Linked DNA regions of Homo sapiens: all the other regions are linked to region 1. Evidence: chromatin contacts called from ENCODE Hi-C or POLR2A ChIA-PET data. All regions are on one chromosome and are shown on one strand. Each heading gives the region's core, a stretch centred on a gene start or an enhancer-like site at or near the end of the contact. The rest is flanking DNA. Distances are from core to core; before and after follow the strand shown. Region 1 overlaps IQGAP1 (IQ motif containing GTPase activating protein 1). Region 2 holds the start of LINC01585 (long intergenic non-protein coding RNA 1585). Region 3 overlaps LOC105370969 (a long non-coding RNA gene).

Evidence for each region. Hi-C counts contacts between places; a loop is a spot of excess contacts on that map. ChIA-PET counts read pairs that join two places held with the same protein, here RNA polymerase II (POLR2A). Pooled maps may share reads with other maps.
Region 2: a loop to region 1 is called in a pooled map, with 2.1 times the contacts of the local background. The contact joins the promoter of LINC01585 here to the enhancer-like site in region 1. A Hi-C loop is called at or near these places in 6 of 50 pooled maps. POLR2A ChIA-PET finds 5 or more read pairs at or near these places in 2 of 52 experiments (CD4-positive, alpha-beta T cell and GM12878).
Region 3: a loop to region 1 is called in a map of naive thymus-derived CD4-positive, alpha-beta T cell, with 2.0 times the contacts of the local background. The contact joins two enhancer-like sites. A Hi-C loop is called at or near these places in 1 of 168 maps with a recorded cell type or tissue (naive thymus-derived CD4-positive, alpha-beta T cell) and 7 of 50 pooled maps. POLR2A ChIA-PET finds 5 or more read pairs at or near these places in 3 of 52 experiments (A673, Caco-2 and GM10248).

Annotation. Positions count from the first base shown.
Region 1 is chr15:90,399,568-90,402,902 of GRCh38, reverse strand. All of the region lies in intron 2 of IQGAP1 (IQ motif containing GTPase activating protein 1), which reads right to left. Among named protein-coding and RNA genes, the nearest start is that of IQGAP1, 13 kb to the right of the region's middle. Within about 2 kb of position 1,847, at least 35 of the 41 ENCODE cell types and tissues checked have a DNase peak (open chromatin) inside an H3K27ac peak, as active enhancers do; they include CD4-positive, alpha-beta T cell and GM12878, where a contact is called at or near this core.
Region 2 is chr15:90,658,574-90,661,999 of GRCh38, reverse strand. It overlaps LINC01585 (long intergenic non-protein coding RNA 1585), which reads right to left and starts at 1,766. Exons shown (of 3, transcript NR_120371.1): 1 at 1,176-1,766; 2 at 517-607. The region is part of intron 2 of CRTC3-AS1 (CRTC3 antisense RNA 1); the gene reads left to right. RefSeq lists enhancers at 620-669, 810-859, 1,082-1,610.
Region 3 is chr15:90,851,307-90,854,895 of GRCh38, reverse strand. LOC105370969 (a long non-coding RNA gene) reads right to left here. Exons shown (of 3, transcript XR_932610.3): 3 at 1,267-2,154. Among named protein-coding and RNA genes, the nearest start is that of FURIN, 15 kb to the left of the region's middle. RefSeq lists enhancers at 2,000-2,049, 2,060-2,149. Within about 2 kb of position 1,880, at least 6 of the 41 ENCODE cell types and tissues checked have a DNase peak (open chromatin) inside an H3K27ac peak, as active enhancers do.

The DNA of each region.
Region 1 (3,335 bases), core at 598-3,097:
TGTTACTTACAGTAAAATGACCTGCTGATTAATGCCTACTGCATGCATATCTGTGAGACTTTTTCTATTTAAATGTTATCTTTTTCCTATTTTTAATGATTGTAAGTTTTTTTTCTCTTCTTTTCAACTTTTCCTTTTCTAATTTTGCCCCCACTCCCTCTTGTATTCCTCAATTCATTCTGTTTTTAGGATCACCAGTTAATTCTATTTGAGAAAATATTTTTAGTTTCTTATGTTGCTCATCAATAATCCCAAGCAATAGTCTGACACTTTTTAACCTTATGAATAAATACCTATCAGAGTAATACTATTTCCTTCTGCTGCAGAAACCTCACAGTTCTTAGAGCCCAGTGTGTCTAAATCCCCAAACAGCTGCCCCAACAGAAGCCAAGCCCTAGGCTGGCAGCTGCCTCTCCAATATTCCTTCTGCTTTTTGTTATGATTTCCAATGAGTCAACAGGAAGGTATTCTGAGTAAAGAAGAAATAGAGCTTTTAGACAGGCCTCTCCTCCTCCCACAACCCCAAAAATACAGTTCTTGCCAAATGATCCAAAGCAATTTCCAATCCAATTTGCCACTCCTGTCTGTATGAGGTAACTCTTTAACAAACAAGAAAGTGGTAGGAAGGAACACCTTTCTAAGCTGAATTCAAAGCAGATACCAGGTTATGAAGAAGGGAAGCAATTAGGAAGGGTCCAACAAGCTAGTTAGACACAAAAATACATAAGACAACTGGAGACTTTCCCTCAGGTGGCAGGTGGAAGAGACTCCAAAATAAGTGGCAGGAAATTGATGGAGTTCCCTCACTGACTTGAAAACTACACAAGTTACTTAATGTCTCTGGGCACCAGTTAAAGAGGTTAGACTTAAATGTTGCCACTTCAGCATCTGCAGAAGTTAAGAGCACCAGCTTTGGTGTCACAAACCTGGGCTTGAATTCCAATATATGACCTTGGGAAAAGTGTTATCAACTCTATTTTTTTCCCTCTTTAAAATAAAAATAATGCCTATCTCACAATAATGTAATATGTAAATTTCATCATCATTCTGCTTAATTAACAGTAGTTACTACTGTTGTCATTATTTTTAGAACCAGAAGTATAGCAGCAGCAGACTAACATGGCAGTTAAGAGAAAGGACTTCAGAGTTCTTGCCAAACCTGAAATCTGGATCAACCACTTATTAGATGAATGAGTTAACCTCTCTGAGCTTTGCTTTCTTATCTGTTAAATGTAGATAATAAGCACCTCACAGGGCTTCAAGAATAGCTAATTAGATAAAGCATATAAAGTGCTTAGCACAGTGCCTTGCATGTAGAAAGTATGCAATAAACGGTACTAATCATGACAATGAGGAAGAGGGGGAGAGGCAAGGGGAATACACTGACTTTGGGACAGACAGAAAATATTTTAGATTATGACTGCCTTGCAAATTGCAGGTTTTTGGTTTTTTGTTTTGGGGGATTATTTTGGCTTTCCTTTAGCTGCCTTAAAGTACTGAGGTTTCTAGAATAAAATGCCTTATTGAAATAACTAATTCTTCCCAACATACAACTATTTTTTTAAAAAATTTTAACCCAACATTCAAACTTCAGCAAGTAAACTCTTACTCTTCAAAATAAACCATTAACCAGATCTTTCTTAAACATTAATATGTTTAAGATTTTTTTAATTCACGCACTGTCAAACCACAGAGATCAATCAGATTGCTAGGAGACTTCAGGAGAAAAATTAAGGAGCAGAGCCCTGATTTGATCCGGTAGGCCACAGGCCCTCCAGGTTCCACTGGCACTTCACTCGGCTAACTCAACGATATGGTCTCTAGGCAACCAAGTCCTGAGTTAAGCAAACAACCACAGTAATATGAATCACTTCCGGATGTTCTCACTTTGCCTACCAGCGCTTTCTTACACAAATACTTCTTGTCAAGGGGTTTATTTAGCACCAGCTAGAAACAACCAAGAGTCCATCAGATACCACAAGGCTTAAAAATGTCCAAAACAGGTTCCACTACCAACTGGTATCCCCAGATGTGACACTGTGAAGCAGAAGGAATTGTACAGCAATCAGAGGCAGGTCACCACACTAAGCCGGAAAATGAAATTCCTAGAACATGCCAACTTGGGTCCTCAAATGTATTTTTACTATTTTGTCATTAGGGACATTAAAATATATAAAAACAGTTGCTCTGACCTGTAAGACCAGAAGAAATACATGCCAAATGAGGTCAAACTAACGGGCCACACTTAGCCCAGCCAGATTTTTTCCCCAACCTTGACTGGTGGACAATCCATACACTCAGCTGCCCGATTAACACTGGTTTTTCATGGCCACATCTATTTCAACACCTACGGATTATAAAGGGAAGTGGTAAACTATGTAACCCAACTATCTTGGCTACCTGCTCCTTTTTTTCACCTTGAAAGGATCTTTTGTGCCACACTCTTCTTCATGAACTAAAAAGAGATCATTTAAGCTATTAACAAGAATGGAGACGGAAAAGGAATTAATTAAAAATATAAACTACAATAGGACAAAGCAACTACCATTAACAGAACCAAGGAAAAAATATCAAGACTGTAGAAAATCAAGTCAGTGCAACAAAAGATGTATGTGAGACACATACCTAGAACGCTTATTTAACGTAAACAAAATGAAGAAGAGCCATAAAATAGACTACACAGATCTAACTAATCACCACAGGCATAATGGACAATTTCCTAAAGCTAAAATAAACAAACAAGAGACATTATAAACCAAGAAGAGTCTCCACATTGCAGGCAAAATTGCTAAGCCAATAGCAACCCTAACATGTTAACTGGGGAAATGTTTATACCTCAAGGAACAACAATTCTACAAATTTCAAGTCACGAAAAAAGGAAAAAAAAATCAAGTTACTTGTCATAGAGTTAAAATTAAGCTAGCTTCAGATGTTGTTTCTCAATGATAAGAAGTATAACAAAGTCATATATATTTTTCTCAAAAAAATGAAATATGGTTCACCATAATTTAAAAGTCCAGAACTAGAAATATATATATACATAATATTTGACAAAACAGACATGAATTGCTAATAGGTAATAAACAGCTGGTTTTTAAAGGATATTAGAGGCCTGTAATTCCATCACTTTGGGAGGCTGAGGCAGGAGGATCACCTAAGGCCAGAAGTTCGGGATAAGTTCCCCTTACAATCAACATTACAAGACCCCATCTCTACAAATATATAAAAAGTAAGCCAATCGATTATTAAACTGAAAATTTTGGCAAGGTTTTAGAGAAATTAAACTATCTAGACTTCGAGTTGATAGAAGAAATTACAAATCGAAAGACTGACAT
Region 2 (3,426 bases), core at 517-3,016, 260 kb before region 1:
CAAGGATGGAAGAAGGCAGATGACGATGTTAAGCAGCCAAAGGGGTGGACTGTTCAGGCCATGGAGTTAGTGTAGCAGGAGATTAACAATAATAACTAAGGCTGGGCGCAGTGGCTCACGCCTGTAATTCCAGCACTTTGGGAGGCTGAGACAGGCAGATCATCTGAGGTCAGGAGTTTGAGACCAGCCTGGCCAACATGGTGAAATCCTGTCTCTACTAAAAATGCAAAAATTAGCCAGGCACAGTGGTGGGTGCCTGTGATCCCAGTACTTGGGAGGCTGAGGCAGAAGAATTGCTTGAACCCAAGAGGCGGAGGTTGCAGTGAGCCAAGATTGCACCACTGCACTCCAGCCTGGGCGACAGAGTGAGACTCCATCTCAAAAATAATAATAATAACTGATAATAATATAGAACAATTCTAACAATATACTGTGATAAAACTGATGTGAATGTGGTTTCTCTCTCTCTCTCTCTCTCTCTGTCTCTCTCAAAATGCCTTATTGTACTGCACTCACCTATTTTTAGATGGTGGTTGACCGCAGGTAACTGAAACCACAGAAAGCAAAACTGCAATGTGGGGGGGCTGCTTGCATGCTCCTTTCAGACCTGTTTGTGAGAGAGTTTTAACTGGAGGGTATCTAAATAATCAGAGAGTGGGAAGAGAAAGGGGTACTCACTTTTTATAGTTTTGTATTGTTTGTGAATGTTTTCTATTTCATATGTTTTGTAATTAAAGCCAAAAAGGGTAATGACAAAAAGGAAAAAAAATGCTATGTGTCTGGCTTTTGGGAAGTTATTAGAGGGAGTGGAAATTCTACCACCTCCTATTGCTAAATCTCATTAAAGTGCCCTTGAAATCAACCCAAACCAACTCTCAGGCACGGCCAGAACAACGGAGGCAGAGCAGAGCTCAGGATCCTGAATCCACACCCCCCGGCCACTCCTGGTGGGAAGAGAAGAAGGGGGCTCGTTTCCTGTGGTTCCCACCCTACCTGGCTGGAGAGGCTGATGTGGGGCGAGGTGTGACCACCAGTGCATGTAGGAGGCGGAGAAGGCAGTTTCTCCCACTGGCCGGTGCCCTGGGCCCAGCCCAGGACGGGGAACTAGGACAAGAGCCCAGCCCTCCAGCATCAGGTCTGGCGTGGCTCTGGGAGGAAGGAGGAAGAAAACTCACCCATGTCACCCCAAGTCATGGGGCATTTCCAGTGAGCACATACAGACTTAGGAACCCGGGAGAAAGCCTGGAGGCTAGAAAAGCTGAGACCACAGTCAGCTGGGCTGCAGATCTTTGCTCCGCCTTCCTCCAGACAGCACAAGTGACTCAGCCCTCCCCAGGGTGCTGCTTCTCGCTCTGACACCACGATTTGGCCTCCTCTCACTCACAACTCTATCTCCTCTCTGTGTCATTCCTCCTACTCAGGGCCGATAGTCAAAATATCAAACCACTAATAAAGCATGGGCACCTGCCAGTCAGACTACACACCAGCTGGGAACAATGGCTAGAGGTAGCAAATTGCCCCAAAACTTAGTGGCATGAAACAACAAACATTTGTTACATAACACACTAATGGGTCAGGAGTTTGGGTGGTTCTGGCTCAGGGCCTCTCATGAAGTTGTCAGCATGTCAGAGTTGGAACCATTTGAAAGCTTGGCTGGGGCTGGAGGATCCTCTTTCAAGGTGTCTCATTCACAAGGCTGTCGGCAGAAAGCCGCAGTGCCTCCCCAGTGTGTGGGCCTCTCCATAGGGCTGCTTGAGTATCTTCACAACATGGTGGCTGGCTTCCCCAGAGGGAGACATTTGAGAGACCAAGGCAGAGTCACAATGTCTTTTATGACCTATCCTTGAAAGTTATATACCGTCACATTGCAGCATCCTATTGGGTCAGCCCTAGTCAATGTGAGAGGGGCTACACAAGAGTGTAAATACAAGGATGCAAGGATCACTGGAGGATGTTTTGGAGGCTGGCTACCCCAGGTACTATATTATGTCCTGTTTAAAACTCTCTAATGGCTTCCCACTAACCTCAGAATAAAATCCAAATGTCTTACCATGATCTGCAAGGCCTGGCATGAACTGACTCCTACCTACTTTCCAATCTCATTATGTTCCTCTTTATTCACCTGCACTAAACTCCAAACACATCAACCCTCCCTACATCCATCAACATCTGAAGCTCATCCTTTACATTTTCTGCTCCCCGTGTCTAGAAGTCTCCTCGCCCAGATCTTTCTATGGCTAGTTCCTTCTCATTGTTTGGGTCTCAGCCTAACGTCACCTCCTCAGAGAGGCTTCACTGACCCCTTATCAAGTGTAGCCCTCACCCCACCTGTCACTCTGTCTTACATCACCTTGTGCTGACCTCCTCCTAGCACTGATCTCTATCTGAAAGTAATTTATTTGATTATTGCTTTTCTCCCTTCGTGTACTGGTAGGAGTCCTTAATTACAAGCAACAGACTGCTCTTTAGCTGCTTTTAAGCTACAGAGGAACCTATTAAAGGATAGGAGGTGCCTCATAAAATCTTAGCGAAATCAGAGAACCAGGCTCAAAGGCCATTTACCTGCACTGGTTCTTTCTGCTGCTGCCTCTGGGATCTGCTGTCATCCTGACAGAAAGGACTCCAGTCATCTGCTTCTCAGTGTCACTTAGCCTCATGCAGGAGCAGCCAACGGGTGGTGTCTTAAGTTGTATGCTGTGCCCAATCTTCAAGAGAGATGGGGAAAGGTTCTGGCTTCCATCATAAGCAGGTGTGAGTTCATAAGGTAGGAAATTCGCAAAATAGGAAGACTGTTCCATGGGCTGGGGAAGCCAAAGAGAGCTGATGCTATTTGGCCTCGACAGTCCACGCCTTTAGCTGCTTAATGTCATCAGCCAGCCTTCCTCCATCCTTACGCTTACTAACAGCAGAACCCAACAGCAAGCTGAGAGATGCTTCTCAATAAGAAAATAATTGGGAAAAGAGTTCATGGCTTTCGGGCCGGGCGCGGTGGCTCACGCCTGTAATTCCAACACTTTGGCAGGCTGAGGCTGGTGGATCACGAGGTCAGGAGTTCGAGACCAGCCTGACCAACACGGTGAAACCCCATCTCTACTAAAAATAGAAAAATTAGCTGGGTGTGGTGGCACGTGCCTATAATCCCAGCCACTCGGGAGGCTGAGGCAGGAGAATCGCTTGAATCCGGGAGGCAGACGTTGTGGTGAGCCGAGATCGCACCACTGCACTCCAGCCTGGGTGACAGAGCAAGACTCTGTCTCAAAAAAAAAAAAAAAAAAAAAGAGTTCATGGCTTTACTCCAAAACTTTAGTGCCTTCTGCTATTCTCTTGTCATCTTGCTCACATATTTATTTATTGCCTGCTTAGGGCACCCACTGGGTAACCTATGAGAGCAGGGATCTTGTTCATCACCATATCCTCAGGACCTAG
Region 3 (3,589 bases), core at 631-3,130, 450 kb before region 1:
CCTGCACACAGCAGGTGCTCAGGGAGGACACCTGGGATTCTGACTTGGCCTAGGGACTTTCCCAGTACTAAGAGCCCAGCCTGTGACCCACACCTTCCCATGGGAACCATCCACCCCACACCAGCTCTGTCGTCACTGGAATTGAAATTTCTTGGCTGAGCTTGGAAGGTGAGAAACTTGATTTCTGCTGATTCTGGAGAAGGACAAGGAAGATGAGAGTGCTCTCTTTATCTGAGAAGCAGCTCAGAAATTTTCAAACAGTTGCCCACGGTGCCCATGTTCTCTCTGTGGTCTCCGTGTGTGTGTGTGTGTGTGTGTGTGTGTGTGTGTGTGTGTGTGATAGAGGCTCCTCCCGTTCATGGAGGGGATTCCCAGTGTGGTTGGGGACCCGGGGTGGGTAGATCAGTGAGTCTCCTGCTTGGAAATGTGTACCCGTGCCCATTCTGGCTTCCCAAGGGTCATTCCATGAGTCCTCAGCCTCGCTGTGTGCCCCCCCACTCCCCATCACACAGGTGATGTGGGGAAACAGGCAGAGGGAGCACTGCATGGGAGGAGGAAGAGTTGAGTTTGCTTGGTCTACAGTGGTTTTTGTTTTTGTTTGTTCTTTTGAGATGCAGTCTTGCTCTGTCGCCCAGGCTGGAGTGCAGTGGCACAATCTCAGCTCGCTGCAAGCTCCACCTCCCGGGTTCAAGCGATTCTCATGCCTCAGCCTCCCAAGTAGCTGGGATTACAGGCGTGTGCCACCACACCCGGCTAATTTTTGTATTTTTAGTAGAGACAGGGTTTCGCCATGTTGGCCAGGCTGGTCTTGAGCTCCTGACCTCAGGTGATCCACCTACCTTGGCCTGCCGAAGTGCTGGGATTACAGGCATGAGCCACTGTGCCCAGCCTGTGTTTTTTTTTGTTTGTTTGTTTGTTTGTTTTTGAGACAGGGTCTCACTCTTGTCACCCAGGCTGGAGTGTGATGGCATGATCATGGCTCACTGTAGCCTCGACCTCTCTGGGCTCAGGTGATCCTCCCATCTCAGCCTCCCAAGTTGCAGGGACTACAGGTGCATGGAACCATGCCTGGCTAATTTTTTTATTTTTGGTAGAGACATGGTTTTGCCATGTTGCCCAGGCTGGTCTTGAATTCCTGGGCTCAAGTGATCTGCCCACCTCAGCCTCCAAAAGTGCTGGGATTACCGGTTTGAGCCACCACACTTGGCTGGTCTACAGTGTTTTAAAACAAAAAACAGCCCATCATTTAGAATTAAAAGAAAAAAAGCAGCTGGCTATAAAATAATATATATAAATAAAGTTTATATACATACACTGAAAAAAAGACTGGAGGGAAATACACCAGCCAACTAGAGTGATTGTTCCTGGGTGACAGGCTTGAGGCTGGATTCTTATTTTCCTTTTTTTTTTTGTTTTTTGAGACGGAGTCTCGCTCTGTTGCCAGGCTAGAGTGTAGTGGTGCAATCTTGGGGCTCACAGCAACCTCTGCCTCCCGGGTTCAAGCGATTCTCTTGCCTCAGCCTCCCAAGTAGTTGGAACTACAGGTGCACGCCACCATGCCCATCTAATTTTTGTATTTTTAGTAGAGATGGGGTTTCACCATGTTGGACAGGATGGTCTCGATCTCTTGACCTTGTGATCCGCCTGCCTCGGCCTCCCAAAATGCTGGGAATACAAGTGTGAGCCACCGTGCCCGGCCGCCTTTCAAACTTTTTGATAGTGAATATGACTTGCTTTTACCATCAGATGCAACAATAGCAAACATTGTCTTTATCAAGGGGAAATGAAACCTGTGGTTTGGGCTCCAGCGGTGAGCAAGGCCAACTTTTCTCACTTGTCCCGCCATGGGTGGTGACCCGCAGGCTGGGGTGGGGCCAGGTCCATCTTTCCTGTTCCCCAATCTTAGAGGTGGCAGAGGCCCTTCGAGTCACCTTGCTGGCCCACTGAGGAGCTGTGGCTGAGGAATACACCCATCAGGGCCGACTCCTTGCTGGGAACTTGGTGAGGCAGATGGACGTGGTGATGAGCCACAGTGAGGTTTCCCCCACATCCTTTTGCCTGCCCTGCTGCGTCTGCTGCTGAGTCAGAATCCATCTGGGGAGCCACCGTGGGATGTACTATGATGCACTGGGCAGCCTCCGAGGGCCAGGCAGGCTTTGAAGAGAGGCAAGAAGGTCAGAGGAAAATCAGAGGCACTCTGTTTCCACCTGCATCCACTGCTCAGTCCCCGGGGTCATTCTTTGCCAGTCTCAGACCTTGCCACAGTGCTCTGGCCAAAGCGCCCCTTAGGCACGCCTTGGGGACCCCAACATGTGCTCATGCCAGGCGCTGGCCTGGGCACATCCCCATGCTCCCTGGCACAGCCCTACAAGCTGGATGTGGCAGGAGTGAGGGCTGGTGCCTGACCTGCATCTGTCTCAGCCCTTCCCTACTCACTGCCTCCACTTACGGAGGCTGGAGCTTTTCAGTGGGGCACAGACATTTTGGCATTTGGGTGGGACATTTTTTTTTCTTCTAGGGCAGGACAATTCTTCATATAAGACTGTTCTATGCATTGCAGCTAAATCATTGTGACAACCCAAAATGACTCCACACATTTCCAAACATCCCTTAGAGGTGTGAGTTTGACCCAGGCTGAGACCCACAGAGCAAATGTTGGATCCGTGCAACCGGCAGCCTGGTTGCAAGGCTTCCCTTTGGCAGTGACATTGAGGGGAAGTCTTCAGGTAAACAGGTTTTTCTAAGAAAAAAGACAAAGATGATGAATCCTCTCTCTGACCTCCTGAACCAAAACCAGCAACCGCACATGGCTGAGCTTTTCAAGATGAAATGAACAAAGCTGCTGTTTTGCGGGAGGTTGGAGCTCTGCAGTTACCTGCAGCCAAATGCATTCCTAACTGCTACAGGTGAGGAAACAGGCACAGAGTGGTCAAGCCACTCGCCCAAGGTTGCTTCACTGGAAAGGAGGGAAGCCAGGATTCACACCCAGACATTCTATGATTCTGCCCTGACTCATTCCAGCTTTTCTTTCTTTCTTTTCTTTCTTTCTTTCTTTTTCTTTCTTTCTTTCTATTTCTCTTCCTTCCTTTCTTTTTTTTTTTTTTTTTTTTTGACAGAGTCTCACTCTGTCACTCAGCTCTGTAATCCCAGCACTTTGGGAGTCTCAGATGGGCAGATCACCTGAGGTCGGGAGTTTGACACCAGACTAGCCAACATGGTGAAACCCCATCTCTACTAAAAATACACAAATTAGCCAGGCGTGGTGGTGGGTGCTTGTAATCCCAGCTACTTGGGAGGCTGAGACAGAAGAATTGCTTGAACTCCCACAGGCAGAGGTTGCAGTGAGCTGAGATCACAGTACTGCACTCCAGCCTGAGCAACAGAGCAAGACTCTGTCTTAAAAAAATAAATAAAAATAAAAATGGCCACAGAAACATTTCCAGTCCCATGTGTTACTCCAGAACCTTACCACTCTCCCATAGGGGAGAGTGTCCCACGGTGGCTCCCCAGATGGATCCTGACTCAGCAGCAGACGCAGCAGGGCAGGTGAAAGGATGTGGGGGAAACCTCACTGTTGCTCGTCACCACG